2 separate regions of the Homo sapiens genome follow, and region 2 is linked to region 1. A link is an interaction called in ENCODE POLR2A ChIA-PET data of the cell type or tissue named here. Cell type or tissue: CD4-positive, alpha-beta T cell. All regions are shown on one strand. Each heading gives the region's core, and the rest is flanking DNA. Links, peaks and the distances in the headings are about the cores only. Region 1 overlaps CCDC88C (coiled-coil domain containing 88C). Region 2 holds the start of LOC105370624 (a long non-coding RNA gene).

Region 1 (8,000 bases), core at 1-8,000:
CTTTAGCTCCCCTCTGCTGGTGAGATGAACAGGCCGCCTCTGCTCAGGAAGCCCCCAGTCTGGGTTGAGGCAGGAAGGGAAGACAGAGTCCTGCGACATTTATTCTAGGACAGAAGATGGTGCAAGAATGTGCTTCACAGCCAGTGCAAGGGGGCTGATGAGTTCTGCTTGGGCAGGCCAGGAAGGCTTCCTGGAGGAGGCAATATCTGGGCAAGCCACGGACAGAGAAAGCGAGGAAAGGTGTTCTAGGTGGAACGAGCTCAGGGGAGTGCAAGTTGCTGGAAGTCTCATGAGGATCAGCAAGCCTGGGGCAAGGAGGAGGCCTTCTGTGACAGCTGAGGTTTAGGATTCATGGGCCAGAGGAAACAGACCTCCTGAAACTCCTTGGAATTTAATATTTAACCCTCTCAGTATTGATTTGCTCTCCTGCCAGTGTGTCCTTGGAGTGCTTTTCAGATCCCATGGAAACCTCTCTCTCGTAGCCCACACGGCACAGCCCTGCCTTCCTTCGGGGGCCCCGGGGAACTTGTGAGGGCTGGGTGTGCCCCAGGCTTACTGACCTCCATCCTGGCAACCCAGGCACAGGCTCAGAGTCCGGCTTGTGAGGAACAGTCCTCCTGCTGCAGAGATGGTGCTTTTAAAAATCAAAAGCCCTGTCTTCCTGGCCCTGCGGCCCTCCCAGTCCTGCCCCTGGCTCCATGCCTGCTCACCGTGTGGTGTGGAGGCTGAGGGTCGGCCACTCAGGCTTCATGAGCCATTCTTGTGTTCTTTTCCCCTACCCCTGTTGTTTTTATTTTATTTCTCCTGGCCATAATTCTCTAATCCTGTGTATAAGTGTATATGTGTGTGTGTATATATATATAATTTTCATATTTGCAAAACGTTTTGGGCGTTTGAATGGGAGGGAAGAAATAAGAAAAAGCTAATCTTGCAGGCATTTTGATTGTTCTAAAATTTCCTCTTTCATCCTTGAGAGAGAAGGTTCAGAAAAGCAACCAAATGCTGTTTTAAACTACCCCGTTTCTATCCTGCTTCTTTGCTTCTGTGCTGCTTGTTGGATCCGGAAATGAGGGCTCCAGTCCACGTGCGGTGCTGGGGCACTTAAGCCAGGAGCCGAGGCTTTCCTTTCCTAGGAAGGTGCAGAGTTTGGCTGACACCAAGCCCAGCCGAGCGTCACAGTGCGGCCCACACGCCGGCCTCCAAGCACCCGCGGATCTGCCTGGAGACCAGACTTTGTTAGTAAACTTCCTAGCGATGGCCCAGGCACACAGAGAACGCCGCTGGCTGCAACAGCCACACCATGGCTTCCAGCAGCCCTACTCTCTGTGGCCACCGCCGTCTGCGGAGGAGGGAAGAGATGCTATTTGTCAAAGGTCTTTATGTTTGAGTTTTCCACGTGGTGGTTGGGAGGGACCCTTTCCCAGAGCGTCCCCTGCCTGCCCTAGCTCCTCGCCCCTTCCCAGGGCAAACTTGAGTCTCAAGCTGCAGGCTTGTGGCTGATTCTGCTTTTCTGGTCTTCAGTTGTTTGGTGCTGGGAAATGAATTCGCTCTCAGCTTCTGCAGGCGTGGCAGGCAGGTGGGGTAGGAGGTCATTTTTGGGGTGAGGGTGCTCCGAGGGGCTGATATTTCAAAGTGTTCTACATGACCTGGGGGTAGCTGTCGTCTGTTGTGCGTGGTGGTGCTGGGGTATCTGTGGGGGTGGGACTGACTTGACATGGGCAGCAGAGAGACACTAGAGTAAAGGGCCACTAGTCAGAGTGCCCCCGGGAGGCTCCTGCACCATTCCACACAGGCATGCAGCTTAGCGCCTGCCAGAGTCCACGTTTGATAAATATGTGTGCCTGGTTATGTTAATGCCGGGGGGTGGGGGCACGTGGTGACATGAGGATTCCACAGGGGCCGCTCCCCAGAATGTGAGCCCGTGCGTAGAGGTGCCTGCCTCCTTCCCCATGGGTGGGGACACATATGATGGAGCATCCCCATGTGCCCACCCACGGGGAACTCTCCACCTTGAGTATTCCTCGGCAGTGCCTAGGAAGTACCCCAACTGTTAAAATAATAATAAACAGCTCTTCTCGTTGTAAGCTGAGCCCTCAGGAGGGCCCTCAGAGCCGTGCCCATGTGAGTGAGTGTTGGGGTGTGCCCGTGTACTGAGGAGAGACAACAGGGTCGTGTTCAGTGCACTGCTGTTTTCAAATCACTGTGACAGCCTCGTGAGCATCCTTATGAAATAACTGGTTTTTAAGTACAAAACCAGGGAAAGCAGTTAGTGGTTCACACCAGCATGTAAGCCAGAAGAGAAGAGAATGTAGAATAAGTAAGCACACATACGTGCCGTAGAAGAGAGAAACTGAAACTGCTCTCTTTGCGGTTCTAACCCAGGTACTTGATGCTAACAGTTAACCTCACTCAGTCAGCAAACGCTGGTTAAACAACCTGCGTGGGACCACCGGGATCAGAAGCGAAACCACATAGCTCCCTGCTTTGGAAGGAAACATAAATAAGTTAGGAGATGGTAGGTAGTGGTGGACCCGGGGACAGATCTTAGTTCTGTGACTCAGCCTTTCTGAGCTGCATCCTTCTATTTCTGAGATGGAGTCATCATGCCGTCCTCGGGGGATTGCTTTTAGAATTAAGTCACATGGTAGCATGCCGTATATTAAGGTGCAGTAATGGTGGTCTGTAGGAGGGAAGGGCAGAATTACTCTATGGAATATGGTCAGTCCTTCCAGGTTGTGAGGGTTAAACCCTGAGCCTGGCTGGTCATTTGCAGGTCCTGGGCCTCTGTGGTTGTGGGGAGCTGAGTTAGCAAGACAGAGGAATCAGTTTCACTGCTTTATCTCTGACCCCTGTTCGTCTGTGGAGAGACATCACTGTGCCTTTGACCCCAGCAAGGGCAGAGAGTGTGCAGTTTGGGGCAGGAAGGGAAAGGGATGCTTGCCTGCCATTGCTTAAATCCCCAGCTTCACACCTCAGTCATTGTTTATACACAACAAGAATTAGTTCCTGTATCCAGAAATCAGAAAGTGTCTTCTGTCTGGGCATGGTGGCTCACACCTGTAATCCCGGCACTTTGGGAGGCCAAGACGGATGAATCACTTGAGGTCAGGAGCTCAAGACCAGCCTGGCCAACATGGTGAAACCCTGTCTCTACTAAAAAATACAAAAATTAGCCAGGCGTGGTGGTGGGTGCCTGTAGTCCCAGCTACTTGGGAGGCCGAGGCAGGAGAATCTCTTGAACCCGGGAGGCGGAGTTTGCAGTGAGCCGAAATTGTGCCACTGCACTCCAACCTGGGTGACAGAGTGAGACTCTGTCTCCAAAAAAAAAAAAAAGTGTCTTCTGAACATGTGCATGACTACAGCTTAAAGAACCAGAGTGGAGTCAAAAAGGACTATACACATTATGTACCAGTCATGGAAGGAAGATAGGTTTTGTTCCATGTGTTAACTTCCATTAACTGGTAGTCTGTGGAGGGCTGTGTTCAGAAGGATTCTGAGGCCTAGTTCCACCCTAAGTCAGAAAGTGCTGTGATTGACTAATCATGTCTGCCATGGACTCAGAGTTAGCAAGTCGGGGAATTTTCAAACCTTGATATAATGCACATTTTAGAGGATGGTGTATTTTAATTGTGCAACTACTTTTCTATCCTCACCTCTGCCCTTAGAAACGTGTGCTATCAGGCAGTTTCCCTTTTGTTTTGGAAGCTTATGACTGTTAACGTCTGCAGCTTTCTATATAGCTTATGTTGGCCTGCCTGCATTGCATTTCTGCTAAGAAAGGCTGGGGTGAATTTCTTTGTGTCAAGACTCCAGGAAGCAGGTAGTAAGGTAAGGTTTTTCTTAGACTCAGCTATTGACTCAGGCCGTCCTGGGATTCCCCCAGGGGTTCTCCTATTCTCAACAGAGTGTAGTTGTGTTAAGTGTGGAGTGTGTCCGGTCTGATGTTTCTCGATCCCCGCCCGCAGTGGTTGCTTGTGACTTTTTTGGTGTAGAAATTCACGTCGTTTTATAACCTGCCCCCGTTTCTCCCTCTGAACAGCAGCTCGAGTAAGTGTAACCATAAAGCACTTATACTTTGACAAGCAGCGTGCTCTCTTACCTCTTGGCCTTCGCATGTGCTGTTCCCTGGGCCTGGAAAGCCCACACTTGCCTACCCGATAAGTCTGTCTCCTCCTTATCTGTGGAACTCAGCTCAAAGGTTATTCCCTTTAGAGTCCTTGCCCTGGGCCTTGCTGCAAATTAGAAGTTCCTTTCCCGGGTTCCCATAGCATTTATCAGCTTTCTGATTGCTGGTTTGGCTCCCAGCACATAGTAGGTACTTGGCAGGGAGCTGTCTGTAGGTTTGTTTGATCTTGGCCTGCTTGACTGTGTCACTGAGCCAGTCTTACTGGCAAGGACCCAGGAGGGAATCTTCTGCTGTGTTTTGAAACTATTCAAAACCCACAATCTGGTAGATTTATGGAAATAGCGGTTTTTCTTATGACTGAAATCCTGAAAGAAATTGGGCATCGGCTTCTCATGAGAAATGAGGAAACTTCTGCTTCCCGCCCTGGGCGCTTTTTAAAAAAAAATTTTGTAGGAATCTGTAGGGGTGGGGATCACAGGATGTTTTTGTTAATAAGCAAATGTTTCTATTCACTCAGCCTGGTGAGAGCAAGCATCACTCTGCTTCATTTGAATGAGGGCAGAGGTGAATTTCTTAGTAACCTGTTCATCACCAAAGAGTTTATTTTTTTCATGAATATTTTTCTAAACTTAATTCTCTACCTTTAAAGCCTTTTTCCCTCCTGTTACAAACCTTAGCAAACAGGAATCCATACTCTTCTAACCTGTGCTGTGGGTCAGATTGTTTTCTTGATGTCTAATGGGTGTTGGGATGAATGAGGGAATGAATGAACTCAGGGTTGTCATTGTGTGTGATTGCAGGGTGCTGAGAGAGTAGAACCGTTTGCTCTGTCACCAAACAGCCTCGGAGTGTTGTTTGTTTTTGTGGTGTTTTTTGTTTATTTGTTTGTTTTGGAGACAGGGTCTTGCTCTGTCGCCCAGGCTACAGTGCAGTGGCACAATCAAAGCTCACTGCAGCTTCACCCTCCCAGGCTCAGGCGATCCTCCTACCTCAGCCTCCCAAATAGTGCACCACCAGGCCAGGCTAATTTTTTTTTTTTTTTTTTTTTAATAGAGATAGGGTCTTGGCTGGGCGCAGTGGCTCACACCTGTAATCCCAGCACTTTGGGAGGCCAAGGCAAGCAGATCACTTGAGGTCAGGAGTTTGAGACAAGCCTGGCCAACATGGTGAAACCCCATCTCTAATGAAAATACAAAAATTGGCTGGGCATGGTGGTGTGCGCCTGTAATCCCAGCTACTCGGGAGGCTGAGGCAGGAGAATCGCTTGAACCCAGGAGGCAGAGGTTGCAGTGAGCTGAGCTTGCACCACTGCACTCTAGCCTGGGTGACAGAGCGAGACTCCATCTCAAAAACTCACCATTTTTTATGGCTGCATAGTATTCCATGGTGTATATGTGCCACATTTTCTTTATCCAGTCTATGGTTGTTGGACATTTAGGTTGGTTCCAAGTCTTTGCTATTGTGAATAGTGCCACTATAAACGTACGTGTGCATGTGTCTTTATAGCAGCATGATTTATAATCCTTTGGGTATATACCCAGTAATGGGATGGCTGGGTCAAATGGTATTTCTAGTTCTAGATCCCTGAGGAATCGCCACACTGACTTCCACAAGGGTTGAACTGGTTTACAGTCCCACCAACAGTGTAAAAGTGTTCCTGTTTCTCCACATCCTCTCCAGCACCTGTTGTTTCCTGACTTTTTAATGATCGCCATTCTAACTGGTGTGAGATGGTATCTCATTGTGGTTTTGATTTGCATTTCTCTGATGGCCAGTGATGGTGAGCATTTTTTCATGTGTTTTTTGGCTGCATAAATGTCTTCTTTTGAGAAGTGTCTGTTCATGTCCTTCACCCACTTTTTGATGGGGTTGTTTGTTTTTTTCTTGTAAATTTGTTTGAGTTCACCCGGCCTCAGAGTGTAGTTTTGAGCCCTCTAGTGTGTGTGCAAGGTTTCTGGTCTCTTCCTTGCTCTCAGAACACCATCAGTGAGCCTCTCTAGCACTTTCCTCCCTTTTAATTTGCTGTTGTAATGTGCTTTGGGCTGGGGAAATGGATCACCAGAGTTGTCCAAATGATTCTACAGTGTGATGTAATTAGTTTATTTGGGGACTTTGCTGCGAATAGAGTACATAAAGATTTTCTGTGCAAACCCTGACTTCTGTTTGGGCTGATCTCAGGCCCTTAAGTGCTTTCTTAGTGTTTCAGCTCCTGTGGTGGGTACAGTACCAGGTGAGTGGCCTTTCAAAAAGTGAGTCTCATTGTAGGAAGACAAGCCAGTGACGGCTGGGAAGGGTCTGTGCCTCTTATATCCAGCATGGGCATGTGATGAGCACTTGCCAGTGATCTGTGGGCCGACAAAAGGGAAAGGGGGAGGTGGGTGACTTGGGCTGAGCCGGCAAGCACTGTCAGAAAGACTGATTGGAGGCTTTGTTAACACTCATGTGGGCATTCCCTTTTCTCTCTCTTTTTTTGAGACAGAGTCTTCCTTTGTCGCCAAGGCTGGAGTGCAGTGGAGCAATTTCAGCTCACTGCAACCTCCGCCTCCTGGGTTCAAGTGATTCTCCTGCCTCAACCTCCCAAGCAGCTGGGATTACAGACGCGTGCCACCACGCCCAGCTAATTTTTGTACCTTTGGTAGAGTCGAGGTTTCACCATGTTGGCCAGGCTGGTTTCGAACTCCTGACCTCACCTCCCACCTTGGCCTCCCAAAGTGCTAGGATTACAGGCATGAGCCACTGTGCCCAGCCCCTTTTCTCTTTATCGAAACTAAAATTAAGTGGCTGATGAATAGCTCCACGTTAATAGGGAAGTGAGTCACTGTGGTGATATTTATTCTATGGATTAGAGTATCTTGGGCCAAATAAAAGATCTCAAGTAAAAAAAAAAAATCCTAAGATTTTGAGAATTTTTCCATTTCAAATATTGATGAATTTCTACACTTACTAGCAGGAGAAGGATTTAACCTTAGAAGATTGCTTTGCAACGCTGAGCCTTATTCTCAGGTGTGTCCTCCAGAGCAGGAAAGTGGCCTTAGACCCTGTGGTCCAACCCACCAGTCTCTCCCTGCCCTGCCTTCAGGCTGGGGGGCGGGGTGTGTTTCTGGTTCAGTGAACCCCCAGTTCCCAGTTCTGAGGCTTGACAATGATGTCATTATCTCAAGGAAAGCCAATTTTAGCTATTTCTCAGTTGAGGGGTCTTAGGAGGAGGTCGCATATTCATTCACTACTTATACCCAGGGATCTGAAATGAACCGCAGCATTGGTTCTCAGGACGGCGGTTTGGTTTTTTCATCCCGGCAGTCTTTGACACTTTGGGACACTGTAGCCCAGTGTGTGAGTTGGTTAAGTCTTTTAAGAGAAGAAAGCTATTTCTGGCATGTCCTTTCTTCCTCAATACAATAGGATATAACGAAAAAGAACACATAGATTTTTTTTTTTTTGAACCTGAAAGGGAACCCTGCACATTACCCAGGCCATTTTATAGATGTGGAAACTGAGGCTTGGAGACAGAGTATGGCTTGTCTGGGACACACAGTTCCTGGGTGACCAAGCCCATCGTCTAGGCGCAGGTGTTCTGCTGCTGTTTAAGTGTTTGAGATAGATAAACAGGTGAAGATGCATTCAGCCCCAAGCACAATCAAAGAGACACAGCTCAGAATGACGAAACAGGATTTTTGGCCTGATTGACAAAGTTGGGAAAGTGGTGAGGTAAATGTTGATCAAGGGTAGGAAAATGGGAATCACCACACATTTCCCAGGGTGAAATGGCAGAGCCTGTCTGCAGGGCAGTTTGTCAATATGAAAAGCTTAAAAAGGGAATGCATAAAGAATTAGCTACCATGATATTCTTTATAACATTGTTTAGATTGAAATA
Region 2 (11,936 bases), core at 3,937-11,936, 51 kb before region 1:
ACAAATCAACGCATCAATAAGCACGTCAACAATGATGTGAACCTTCGCATTCAGAATTTGACCATCTTGGTGAGAAACATTAAGACCTACTACCAGGTAAGGGCAGTTCTGCTGTCGGGAATTCTGATGTGTGTCCATCAGTATCGTCACTGTCACGGTTTTCCCACAGGAGGCCGGGAGGAAACGGTGCTTATGTTTAGGCCTCTACTTGTTGACAGTTGGTCTGCTTTCATGTGAACCCTTTGTTGGGGCATGTGTGAGGATGAGATGGTGCGTTGATTTCCTTTGTTTGGTGAATGTTCTTTGAGCTGTGTGTAGCATCGTGCTATATGCTGTGAAGGTCCCAGAGAGGAGCCTCAGTTTGCAGCCTCTGCCCCGAGAATGCAGTTGAGTGGGGACTGGCTGGAATGGGCTTCCTGAAGGTGACCCTGAGGTGGTTATCCGCAGCCCCTGGCTCAGTGGCTCTTTATACAGGAGCCATTCAAGGGTTGAGGGAGAGGAGGAACCACTGGAGGGTTATGAAGATGGGACCAAGAATGTGATTAACCCACCTCTAGCTGCAAGCAGGAGCACTGGGCTTAGGGAGCGTCTGTCTTTCAAGTGTTTACCGCATCTGATCTGTGTGGTCAATGGGACAGTCAAGCCAGCCTGATGGGGATTTGCTCTTTAATATCCCAGGCTGGGCGCGGTGGCTCACACCTGTAATCCCAGCACTTTGGGAGGCCGAGGCGGGTGGATCATGAGGTCAAGAGATCAAGACCATCCTGGCCAACGCGATGAAACCCCACCTCTACTAAAAATGCAAAAATTAGCTGGGCATGGTGCACGCCTGTAGTCCCAGCTACTCAGGAGGCTGAGGCAGGAGAATCGCTTGAACCTGGGAGGTGGAGGTTGCAGTGAGCCAAGGTCATGCCACTGTACTCTGTCCTGGTGACAGAGCACGACTCCATCTCAAAAACAAACAAAACTAAACCCAAAACCCATCCCAGCCTTGGGAAGGCCAGTTGAGTCTTTGATGGTGTTAGTGATCTCTGTGTGGCCAATACGGATGGAAATGGACTGAAACTGTGTACCTTGGAGCCCTGGTTTTCAAACCTTTTCTTAGCAGTGAAACGTTCCCCCCATATGATTTTTCTCGAGAACCCAGGTGAAGCCCAGTGCACTGTGCTCAGCTGTCTCCTCGGCCTCCAGGGCATCTGTCTGGGTTCCCGGGACTCCAGAGGACACAGATTGAGAACTGCTCAAGAACAACTGCCTCCCAGATTCACGCCAGCGTTTCACTAAACATGTGACCAGACTCCGCCTGGGACCTGTGCCTCGCACTTGGCTTCCTGGGCTGTAACTTAGTCTTGGTTCTGGGATTCGGGAGCATCTTTGGATGTTGTGAGGCCTCTGTTGACATGAGGAAGCCGTCTGGCCAGCCGTGACTCCCCTTCTGCCCTTGTGCAGTGGTTGCTGGTTCTGGGGTCTGCTGAGGGACTGCTGGGTGGGCTGCCAGGCAGAATGTGTGCTGTGGCATTGGGCTTTGTGCTGGGCCCAGTTCCTGTTGAGGGCTGTGGTTGCTTCTGTTTCAACATGAATTTGAAACTGAACGTGAGAGGGAGGGAGTGGACAATGGCCTGGGTTTTCTGAGATGGTTGTTTCCGTCCTCCTCCTGTTGGGTGGGGGGGGCTGGCGTAGTTTGCCTGTGTGGGCCAGTTCAGTGAGCCATCTGTGCTCAGTCCAGAGACCATTGGGAGAGGGGCACTATGGGCTCTCTGGACATTGCATCTGGGAAGCTTAGAACCAGCCCCATCCCTTTAGTTCCAGATGTCTGAGGTGGGGGCCGAGGGTCAGGGAGAGGCCTGGAGGGCTGGTGTGGGAGCCTGTGAGAGTTGGCTCTGGGGATTTGAAGGGGAGCCACACTCAGCATGGTGTATGCTATAGGCAGGGGCATTTCTGCTGGCGTCTCCCTCGCGACAGCCATGCACAGGGGCAGTGGGGTAAAGGCAATGGTGCTGTCAATGACCTGGGCATCTGTGATGAGGGCCTGGTGGCTGTGCCGGCTGCTCAGCAGATACGCAGGGCATGGGCCCTGTCTGCAGGTGCCATTCGTGACAGGCAAGTGCTTTCAGGACTCTGTGCTGAGTGCTAGGGGAAGCACATAGTGCTGAAAGTTCAAGAGGCAAGACCCCCTAACCCAGCCTGCGTGCGGGCAGTTGGGGAAGTCTTCTTGGAGGAGGTGATACCTGAGTGGAGTTTCAGTGGGCAACTGAGTTTCCAGTTTGGAGGGTCATGGGAGGGAATGGGCAGGGCTGGCCAGAGCCAGTGGTATAGCACTGGGCAGGTGTCTGCATCCCTGTCCTCCCTCCTCCTGCACTGTGAGCTCTTGGGTGAGCTTGGATTGATGAAGGTCTCAAATGGAGGTGAGGTTTCTGAAGGTCTTTGTGAGTAGCATGGGGCAGTGAGGCTCTTGCTGCAAGCTGTTTGGCCATAGAAATGCCATCCTCTGGCCCTGCCAGTCCAGGAGGACTTCTGCTGTTGGTGACCAGCCACTCTGAGGGTCCATCCAGCTCTGGGCCGGGCAAAATGGACTTGACACTCACTTGAGACTGTGTGGGTTTGAGAAGCAGTTTGCTGTTCTTGGGGTACTGTGCAGAGTTCCAGAAGATGGGAAGTGGCCACACAAAGTAAAAGATGGCCAGCCCACCCTCAGGGTCCAGAAGGACTTCCAGATGGAAAGAGGACCCTGCATCCCTGCTCTCCCTCCTTTTGTGCTGGGAGCTCTTGGAGGACTGGGCTGGTGTGCGCTGGCAGTCTCGGCCCAGCTCAGAGCAAATGGTCAGTCAGTGTATGCTGACAGTACTTGCTGCTGACCAGGGAGTGGTCACTGCGTCTCAGTCCTGCCCTCTTGAAGGAAGCTGACAGGACGCTTGTGTTCAGGGCTGACACATTCCATGTGGACGGTGTTCTGCTGTGTGTTTTTTTTCCTTCCAATTTATAACAAAATAAAGTTTTTGTTATATAGGTCATACTGTACGTGCTCTTTGTAAACAGCTTAGAAAACAGACAAGTAGCAAGAGAAAAGACCCACCCATCAGCCCAGCACCCAGAGACAATCGCCGTTAACGTTTGTAGTATTTCCTTTCAGTTCTTGAGTGAATAGTTTTTGTTTTATGCCATTGTGGTTGTTGCCATATATACAATTGCGTATCCTGCCTTTTTTCCCTCCCACCTAACATTATAGCACAAACATAACCGGTTATTATAGTAAAGGGGTATTCCAGAACATTTCCGTAAAGCTGCCGCCCGGCCTCTTCTTGGGAAAGTAGCCCCGAAGGTCCTGAGGGCTTGGAATGAAGTGGGACAAACCTTGTTCCTTACTCTGACTGGGGTGCTGCGTGGGCGGGCCTCCCTCTCACCTGTGGCTTTTTGGTAGACACATCAAGGTCGCGCATTCTGGCTCTGGGTTTTGTTTGCCAGGAGATGGCTCTGTGCCCCTAACTGTCCCCTTCTTCTCTGCGGCACACTGGAGCAGTGACAGTCTGGAAGGCCAGGCCTTTCCTAAAGAGCGTGGGCCGTGTCGCTAGGATGCTCAAGTTGACCTCTGAGAACCTGGGGAGGCAAAGGGTCCTTGACCTTTTCCTGAGCAGGGCATAGGTCAGCAAGTGGGTGGAAACCAGTGTGGCTGAGATCCTATCCCACCACCGGGGTCTAAGGCAGATTCTCCGCCTTCCTGGCTTACTGCATTGGACTCTTCTGGGATTGGGGCCCTGGAATCTGCATTTTCTTTTCTCTTTTTTTTTTTTTTGAGATGGAGTCTCGCTCTGTCGCCCAGCCTGGAGTGCAGTGGCGTGATCTCGGCTCACTGCAAGCTCTGCCTCCCGGGTTCATGCCATTCTCCTGCCTCAGCCTCCCGAGTAGCTGGGACTACAGGCACCTGCCACCACTCCTGGCTAATTTTTTTTGTATTTTTAGTAGAGACGGGTTTTCACCGTGTTAGCCAGGATGGTCTCGATCTCCTGACTTCATGATCCACCCGCCTCAGCCTCCCAAAGTGCTGGGATTACAGGCGTGAGCCACCGCGCCCAGCCAAGGAATCTGCACTTTCAAAAATTTCCCAGCTTCTTGAGTCTCACCATTCCAACAGGATTGAGAATCAGTGGGTGAGAGTGGTGGTTCTTCAAAGGATGGTCCCCAGATCTGCAGCCGCGCTGGGAGCTTGTTAGAGATGCAGATTGTTGGGCCTGCATGTAAGTTGGGAGTCTGTATTTTAACAGGCCCCCAGGTGATTCTGACGCACATGCCCATGGGAACCACTGGAACCAATGGGTTAGAACATTTCTGGTGATTTCTAGAAGAGTCACGTTGAGCTGAATCTCCTGGGTAGAAGGAGCTCAGTCCTCACCAGGTGACCCTTCTCCATCACATACACCAGATTCACGTCTCACCGCCCCAGGACAGGAAGGCAGGGTCTCAGACTGGAGGAGGGGAAGGAGAGGATGCGGTTACCAGAGGGAGCAGGGGGTGTTGAGGGGGTAGCTGAGAAGGGGCAGAGAAAGCCAGAGTAGGACAAAGCCTTGGAGAGAGAGCACCTGGGTCAGTCTCTGCATTTTGGAGAAGAAAAGGCTGGCCTGTCCAATGTGGGGACACCGGCTTTAGGACAGCACCCTCAAATGGGATATCTGCTGAGCAGCCTGGAGGACAGGCAAGGCTGGGCCAGAGCCCCACGCTGCCTCAGCCTGGCTGGCCAGGTTTACCCTGTGTCCTCCGATGCTTGTTTTACTCATTCAACAGCCAACCTCCTTTTCATCTGGCATTTTAAAAATTTAATTTAATTTTTTGAGATAGGGTCTCTCTCTGTCGCCCAGGCTAGAGTGCAGTGGTATAGTCTTAGCTCACTGCAACCTCCCCCTCCACTGGGCTCAGGCGATCCTCCTACCTCAGCCTCCCGAGTAGCTGGGACCACCAGTGGGCACCACCACGCCTGGCTACTTTTTGTATTTTTAGTAGAGACAGGGTTTCACTATGTTGGCCAGGCTGGTCTCAAACTTGGGAGCTCAAGCAGTCCTCCTGCCTTGGCCACCCAAAGTGCTGGGCTTATAGGCACGAGCCTGTAAGGCTCACGGCGTCTGGCCTGGCTTTTGTTAAAATTAAATTTTGGATTTATGTAATGGTTCACTTTTTTCATTAAGAGCCTTGAATGTTTACATTAAATGCAGATAGTGGAGTCAGGCTGAAAGTGAGGCTGTTCCAGCAGAAGTCCGCCCTGTGCAGCAGTGGCTGGCCTGTCTGTGCTCTGGGGTTGTGCCTGGCATCCCATCCCCATTCCCTGCCCTGGACACCTTCAGTCCGGCGCCTTGTCTGGAAAGGGCCTCATTGTCATGTGAAGTTTCTGAGGTTTCTTTGGCTTTGTATGGCGGGAAGCACTTCAGATGGTGGCCTGGATACATTCCCTGTGTGTTGTTGGAGACGTATGTCTTTGTCATCGAGTCCACACGTGGATATCTCATCCAGTGAGATCGGGACCCTTGGATGGATGTGGGGACTTACCCATTGGATTCACTCTGAAATGAGGAATTTGCTGTTTCTTCATGCGCCTCTCCTCGCCAGGTGCAGAGGCAGCAAGGCTGGGGTCCCGCCGTCTCTCTGGGCGGGCTGCTCTCCTTCTCTGAGCCTCCTGAGTGCCCTCCTTCAAGCAAAAGGGGGTGGGCCTGAAATGCTACAGTTGCATGGTGACCAGAAACTGCGAGATTTAGAGGAGATTTAGAGTTTACGATCAGCTCAAGGAAGTTTAGCTTTCTGGGTTCCTTGAGCTCGGCTCTCTGACTTCTGGCCTCTAGCATGGGCACAAGGCCAGAAGGTTCCTTATCTCAAGTGAAACAGCAGAATAAATACAGCCCGGGTGCCTTAGCTTCTCCCAGCCCTTTTCTTTTTCCTTTATTGTTTTGAAGAATTAAAAATAAAACAGTACAAGTGGTCATAACGAACACTCACATACCTGTCGTTCAAAATAAATATGAACATACGGTTCTATTTTTCCATATTTGCTTGAGACCTTTTCCTTTTTTAAGAAATAAAAATTTTCTCTTGAGATAGACGTTCCCAGCAGCCACTACTAAGCCCTGTTGTCCTCTCCCTTCCTGGGGTTAACACCTCTCATTAATTGGGTGGTATCTACTTAACACTTTTATCCGCTTGCTGTGTTTATGTGTGTGTGTTGTATATATATGCGTGTGTGCACACTATACACACTTGTGTACACACACACACAGCTTTGTGTGATCTTTCTTCGAGACTTCCATAAACGGCAGCACACTGCCTGTAACTTCTTCCTCTGCTCAGCCTTGTTTCTGAGATGTCAGCCTCTGTGGTAGTTGTATTAGATAAGCATGCTCTGTTTACTAAAAATTAGGATTATCTTTAAGAAATGTGGACATTTTGTTTGAAGAAGGAAAGTCTTTTAATTTGTGTTTTTTTGTTGTTGTTGTTGTTGCTGTTTGAGACAGTCTTGCTCGGTTTCCCAGGCCAAAGTGCAGTGGTATGATCATAGCTCACTGCAGTCTCAACCTCTCAGGCTCAAGCAGTTCTCCCACCTCAGCCTCCTGAGTAGCTGGGATCACAGGTGTGCGCCACCACGTCTGGCTACTTTTTTTTATTTTTAGTAGAAGCAAGGTCTCGCTAAGTTGACCAGGCTGGTCTCAAACTCCTGGGCTCAAGCAATCCTCCCGCCTCACCCTCTCAAAGTGCTGGGATTACAGGCATGATCCACCATGGAAAATCTTTTGTCAAAAGCGAGAATAGAAGGAAATGTCCATTTGACATTGTTGGTGGAAAGAACACGTTAAACTTGTGGCTGTGTTTCATTTGTGTGGTCTAGAGGGTTTAGTCCACTTAACTGCTTTGATGGGCAGGGACAGGATTCAAGGGAACTTAGAGTCCACTCAGGCAATGGCTACTGGTACAAGAGGCATTTGCTTTAGGAGTAATAATACGTTGTACAGAATTTGCAGAGGAGACATTAGTTTCTCCACTTTTGACTTCAAAGGTTAAAGAGGAGGGCCACATTTTTTATTTTGTAGCTCATGTCCACATTGTGAGGAAATTAAAAATAACATTTTTGATTATAAAAATATTTTCTGGCCAGGTGCGGTGGCTCACGCCTGTAATCCCAGCACTTTGGGAGGCCAAGGCAGACGGATCATGAGGTCAGGAGATAGAGACCATCCTGGCTAACATGGTGAAACCCTGTCTCTACTAAAAATACAAAAAAATTAGCCTGGTGTGGTGGTGGGCGACTGTAGTCCCAGCTACTCAGGAGGTTGAGGCAGGAGAATGGCGTGATCCTGGGAGGCAGAGGTTGCGGTGAGCCAAGATCGTGCCGCTACACTCCAGCCTGCGCGACAGAGTAAGGCTCCGTCTCAAAAAATATATATATATATAATATATGTAATATATAATAAATATATACATTATAATATATAATGTATATAATATATAATATATATAATGTATATATTATATAATATATAATATATAAATATATATATTCTTACTATGGATTAGGAAGTAGAAAGAAACTTAAGTTCACCTGTTATCTCAACACCTAGGTATACCACTGCCAGCATTTTGGTACTTGTGCTTGCTTTGTGTGTGTGTGTTTCTAAAGTGTGGCTCGTATCATTATACTGTTTGTAACCTGCCTTTTTTTCATTTACCAGGCAGTGAGAAAGCTTTTCCCTGCCATTAAATACTCTTTCATAATATGAATTTTGGTGTCTGTGTAACATTTTATCGTGTGGGTGTAACTACTATCATTGTCTCAGAATTATAAACCATACCACTGTGAACATACTTGGTACATAAGTCATTCAACAAATGTTCTTATTTCCTTAGCAGGGAGTTCCTAGGTCAAAGGACATGAATACTTTGAGAATTTTTGCTACTTACTGCCAAAATAGCCTTATTTATAGGTTTTTTCCTTTTTCTTTGGTCAGTTACCCATTTGTGTTCTTCACCCTTTGTGATTGTGTTGGTTAAAATGCAGCTATTTTAACAAATTGCTATTGCATGCTGAAGATTCTCGAGTCCCTGCCAGGCGGTGAGGTCCTGAGGTTGTGTTTGCAATGTCTGGGTGGACTTCGTTTTTGTTGGAGGATCTTGAGTGCCTTTTGGGGATCTCTCCAGCAGGACTGCCTGAGGGAATCGTAGTGGGGTTAGAGAACAAGGCAGCCATTAGGGGCAGGGCCTGGCTGTGGCCGGGAGTCCAGCTCTGGCCTGGGCTCTGTCCCCATGTCGGCAGCGGGAGCTTTTGTGGACCCAACCATCCGGAGGTCACAGTCAGCTTCCATGTGAAGGTTTGCAGTCCGTTCAGAATTCAAGAGCGAACCCTCCAGACTGCTGGGAGATGTGCCTGAGGAGGGCAATGGTCTGCGGGGGGTCCCCCGTCCTCCTCCCGATCCCCATTCCCTAGCTAGAGCTTGTATAATAGAAGAAGGAAATGCAGGATGTGGAAGCTCTGGTGGCCCCCAGGTGGGTGGGACTTGACAGGTTACCGGCTCTTCCTCTTTCTGTTTCTCTTTCTTGTCCTCTCCATGCCCGAGATGCTCACGTTTTGTGGGGTGGGAGAGTGGCCAGGTAAATCAGCTGCAATAACACCTGTGTACGCAGGACATGGGATATGGCCAGACACAGGCCTGGGGAGCAGGGATCCTGGAGAGCTTTCTCGGGGGAAATGTCTGCCTGCGGCTGGTGGGGTTGACTGGCAGGGAAGGGGTGTCCTCTGGGGAAGAGCGGCACCTGCAGAGCTTTGGAGACATAAAGCAGCCTGAAGGTTGGGGCGTCTCTTGCGGGTATGGGGGTGAGGCTCCAGGCTGTGCTTAGGTGCTTAGGGATCTCAACTACTTCTTCTTCTTCTTCTTTTTTTTTTTTTTTTTTGAGAGGGAGTCTCACTCTGTCGCCCAGGCTGGAGTGCAGTGGCGCGATCTCGGCTCACTGCAACCTCTGCCTCCTGGGTTCACATGATTCTCCTGCCTCAGCCTCCTGAGTAGCTGGGATTACAGGCACCTGCCATCATGCCTGGCACATTTTTTGTATTTTTAGTAGAGACGGGGTTTCACCGTGTTGGCCAGGCTGGTCTTGAACTCCTGACCTCAGATGATCCACCTGCCTCGGCCTCCCAAAGTGCTGGGATTACAGGCGTGAGCCACTGAGCCTGGCCTAGGAACCTGAACTTCTAAAAGAGAGAGCTTAGGAAAGAAAACTCCTGCTCCCATTTGGAGAATGCACAGGTGTTGGGAGGGGTTGGCAGGTGGCAGGGCCCTGGACTGTGGCCACGGCAGCAGAGAGAAGGACGAGCTCTAGGAGACTCTATGGGGATCCAGCCCAGATGTGGGAATCCAGGGCTGAGGGGTCCGTGGGTTCCTGGTGTGACTTGGGGTTGGGGCGTTGGTGCTGTTCTCTGGGTGGGCCTGGGGCTCTGGGTGAGGAGAAGTGGGCTTAGTGGGGAGCAAGCCAGCTTGGTGTCACTGGTGTCGGTCAGGTGGATCTGAGCGTTCCTGGCTGGGAATGCAGATGGGAGCCATGGGGAGGTTGGCTCAAGAGTCACAAGCAGGCATGGAGAATGAGAACTGCCCATGGCCAAGGAGGTGGGAGCAGGCCCCAGGGTTAGGGCTGGGCAGAGCACATGGGACTCCCCAAGATGACAGTGAGGAGTCCCCCAAGTGGGAGGACCAGAGGGAGAGTGGTCCGCAGAGAGGAGAACCCCTGAGGAGAGAGGGCACCAGCACACAGGGCTGCCCGAGGCCCAGGAGACCACTCAGCTGTGGGCGGCTCAGTGCCCACCTGGAGCAAGCACCCTAGAGGAGCAGGAACAGCCGTCTGGGCCGAGGAAAGCCATGCTCTGCAGCAGACCTGTGCGCCCCCAGGGCTGCAGGCTGCTGGCAGTAGCTTCCTGATCAGCCAGACAAGAGGGCTGCAGCTCTCAGGGCCACTAGAATCACCCTTTCCACACTTAACAAAAGGCCTGCACTCCCAGCCTGTGGTGCTCCCTGTCCTGCTGGCTCCTGCTGCTTGTATTTCTTTCAATTATTTATTTTACCTTTTTATTTATTTATTTTTGAGACAGGGTCTCACTCTGTCACCCATGCTGGAGTGCAGTGGCGCGATCATAGCTCATTGTAACCTCAAACTCCTGGGCTCAAGCAATCCTCCAGCCTCAATCTACCAAGTAGCTGGGACTACAGGTGTGCACCACCATGCCCAGCTAATTATTTTTGTATTTTTTGTAGAGATGGGGTCTCACTGTGTTGGCCAGGCTACTCAAACTCCTGGGCTCAAGCGATCCTCCTGCCTTGGCCTCCCAAGGTGTTGGGGTTACAGGCGTGAGCCACCATGCCAGCCAGTGTTGGTGTTACAAGCTCAGTGGTTCAACTGTTGGCCAGGGGTGAAGCAAACGGGCTGAGGACCTGGTGGTGTGCTGAACGCCCAAACCTCTTGGGAGGCAGATTTGGTTTCTGTAAGCTGTTAGAGTGCCAGTTGGACTTGTTTTCCTTTCTTTTCTCTCCTTTTTGTTGTCAGAAGAAATGCTGTCCAGGCATATCAGATAGCAGCGAGGAACTGTGGGACTCAGATCTGTGCCCAAATCAAAAGGCTGAGAGATGAATGGGAGGGAGCTTAACCTTTACTGAGTGCCCATGCTGGGGGCTTTAGAGCCTCGTCATTTTTCACTGTTACTTCGGTATTATAAAGAAGAAATTACTGTCTCCATTCGATAGATTAGGAAACCAAGGCTCATGGAGCAAGATCAGGAAACAGCCCCGGAAAGCTGCAAGTTTTCTTCATCATCAGCTGCTTGGAGAAGCTTCTTTCTAAAAGCCAGGCTTTCTAGAATCATGTAGGGAGGTAACTTGCTGCAGGTGGACGTGCTGTCCTGTAAAGGCTGGCAGGGCCAGTCAGGATCTGCACCCGCAGTGGGGTGGGGGTGCTGCGTGTGGTGTGCCCCCCAGCTGGGAGTGTGGGCTCCCGTGATAACCCGGCTTCACACCAGCCTGGAGCCCAGAGGAAGGGACCGGGTTGCTTCAGGCACCTCTGAAACTTCCGGGGTTGGGCGGAGGGTGGAACAGGGAGCAGCTGGCCTCAGACTTCACCCCTCACCCCAGAGCGGCAGGAAGCAGAGATTCAGGGTTAATTGCAGGTGTTGCAGAGGGCGAAAGGTGGGTTTGATGTAATTAGCAGAGTTGGAGTTCAGCCAGGGCAAGGAGATGGAGAGAATGTGTGTGTGTGAGTATGAGTGTGAGAGTGTGTGAGTGTGAGAGTGTGTGTGAGTGTGTGTGTGTACACAGTCTTTCTGTTCTCTGAGGCTTCCTTCTCTAGGACTTGAGTCAAGACCTTGATTTGCTGGGGCTTTTCTCCTGTTTCAGGAGCGGCCATCATTTCCTCAGCCTTTGCGGGAAGGAGGTTTGGCTCAGGAGTCTTGCTTTCACTCCTGGTGTTGGGGATGCCACCCAGGCCCCTGTGGCTGTCCCCTTGCCTGGGCCTGTTGGGCACAGCACCGAGCCCAGATGCTCAGAACATGCAGCCTCACAGGGTCTGCTTGGAGACCTGCCCACCTCTGGACATTGACACATCGGGACTTCCCCCAGGCCCCTCTCCCTCCCCTATTGGTGTTTGTTCCAGAATCATGTTTCTGATACAGGTTATCTTACCATGTCAAGTATTGATTTTTTCACCGTTTGCTCAAGTTTTTTTCTTTCTTTCTTTTTTTTTTGGTGACAGGGTCTTGCTCTGTGTAGCCCAGGCTGGAGTGCAGTGGTGCGATCACGGCTTACTGCAGCCTCGACCTTGACCTGCCAGGCTCAAGCAATCCTCCTGCCTCAGCCCCCCGAGTAGCTGGGACTACCAGCATGCACCACCACTTCTGGCTAATTTATGTTTCTGATTTTTTGTAGAGACAGAGT

The links. Peaks named below come from ENCODE experiments on the same cell type or tissue, not always from the same donor. Only the 100,000 strongest peaks of a DNase experiment are listed, where the experiment ranks them.
Region 2: POLR2A ChIA-PET joins it to region 1 with 33 read pairs; 16 of 35 experiments call an interaction of 5 or more read pairs at or near these places.

The regions. Positions count from the first base shown.
Region 1 is chr14:91,345,497-91,353,496 of GRCh38, reverse strand. The region is part of intron 4 of CCDC88C (coiled-coil domain containing 88C); the gene reads left to right. Among named protein-coding and RNA genes, the nearest start is that of CCDC88C, 68 kb to the left of the region's middle. RefSeq lists enhancers at 61-1,032, 2,559-2,608, 2,729-2,778, 4,156-4,235. In CD4-positive, alpha-beta T cell, for the core only: no CTCF peak of the experiment used is centred there; DNase peaks (open chromatin) are centred at 1,228, 2,376, 3,876, 4,356 and 1 weaker place; H3K4me3 peaks cover 2,558 bases; H3K27ac peaks cover 5,249 bases.
Region 2 is chr14:91,396,819-91,408,754 of GRCh38, reverse strand. CCDC88C (coiled-coil domain containing 88C) reads left to right here. Exons shown (of 30, transcript NM_001080414.4): 3 at 1-96. LOC105370624 (a long non-coding RNA gene) reads left to right here and starts at 8,556. Exons shown (of 2, transcript XR_944148.3): 1 at 8,556-8,616. RefSeq lists enhancers at 7,742-8,371, 8,212-8,571, 8,932-8,991, 9,633-10,264, 10,358-10,427. In CD4-positive, alpha-beta T cell, for the core only: no CTCF peak of the experiment used is centred there; DNase peaks (open chromatin) are centred at 8,544, 8,764, 9,904, 11,104 and 1 weaker place; H3K4me3 peaks cover 5,019 bases; H3K27ac peaks cover 7,347 bases.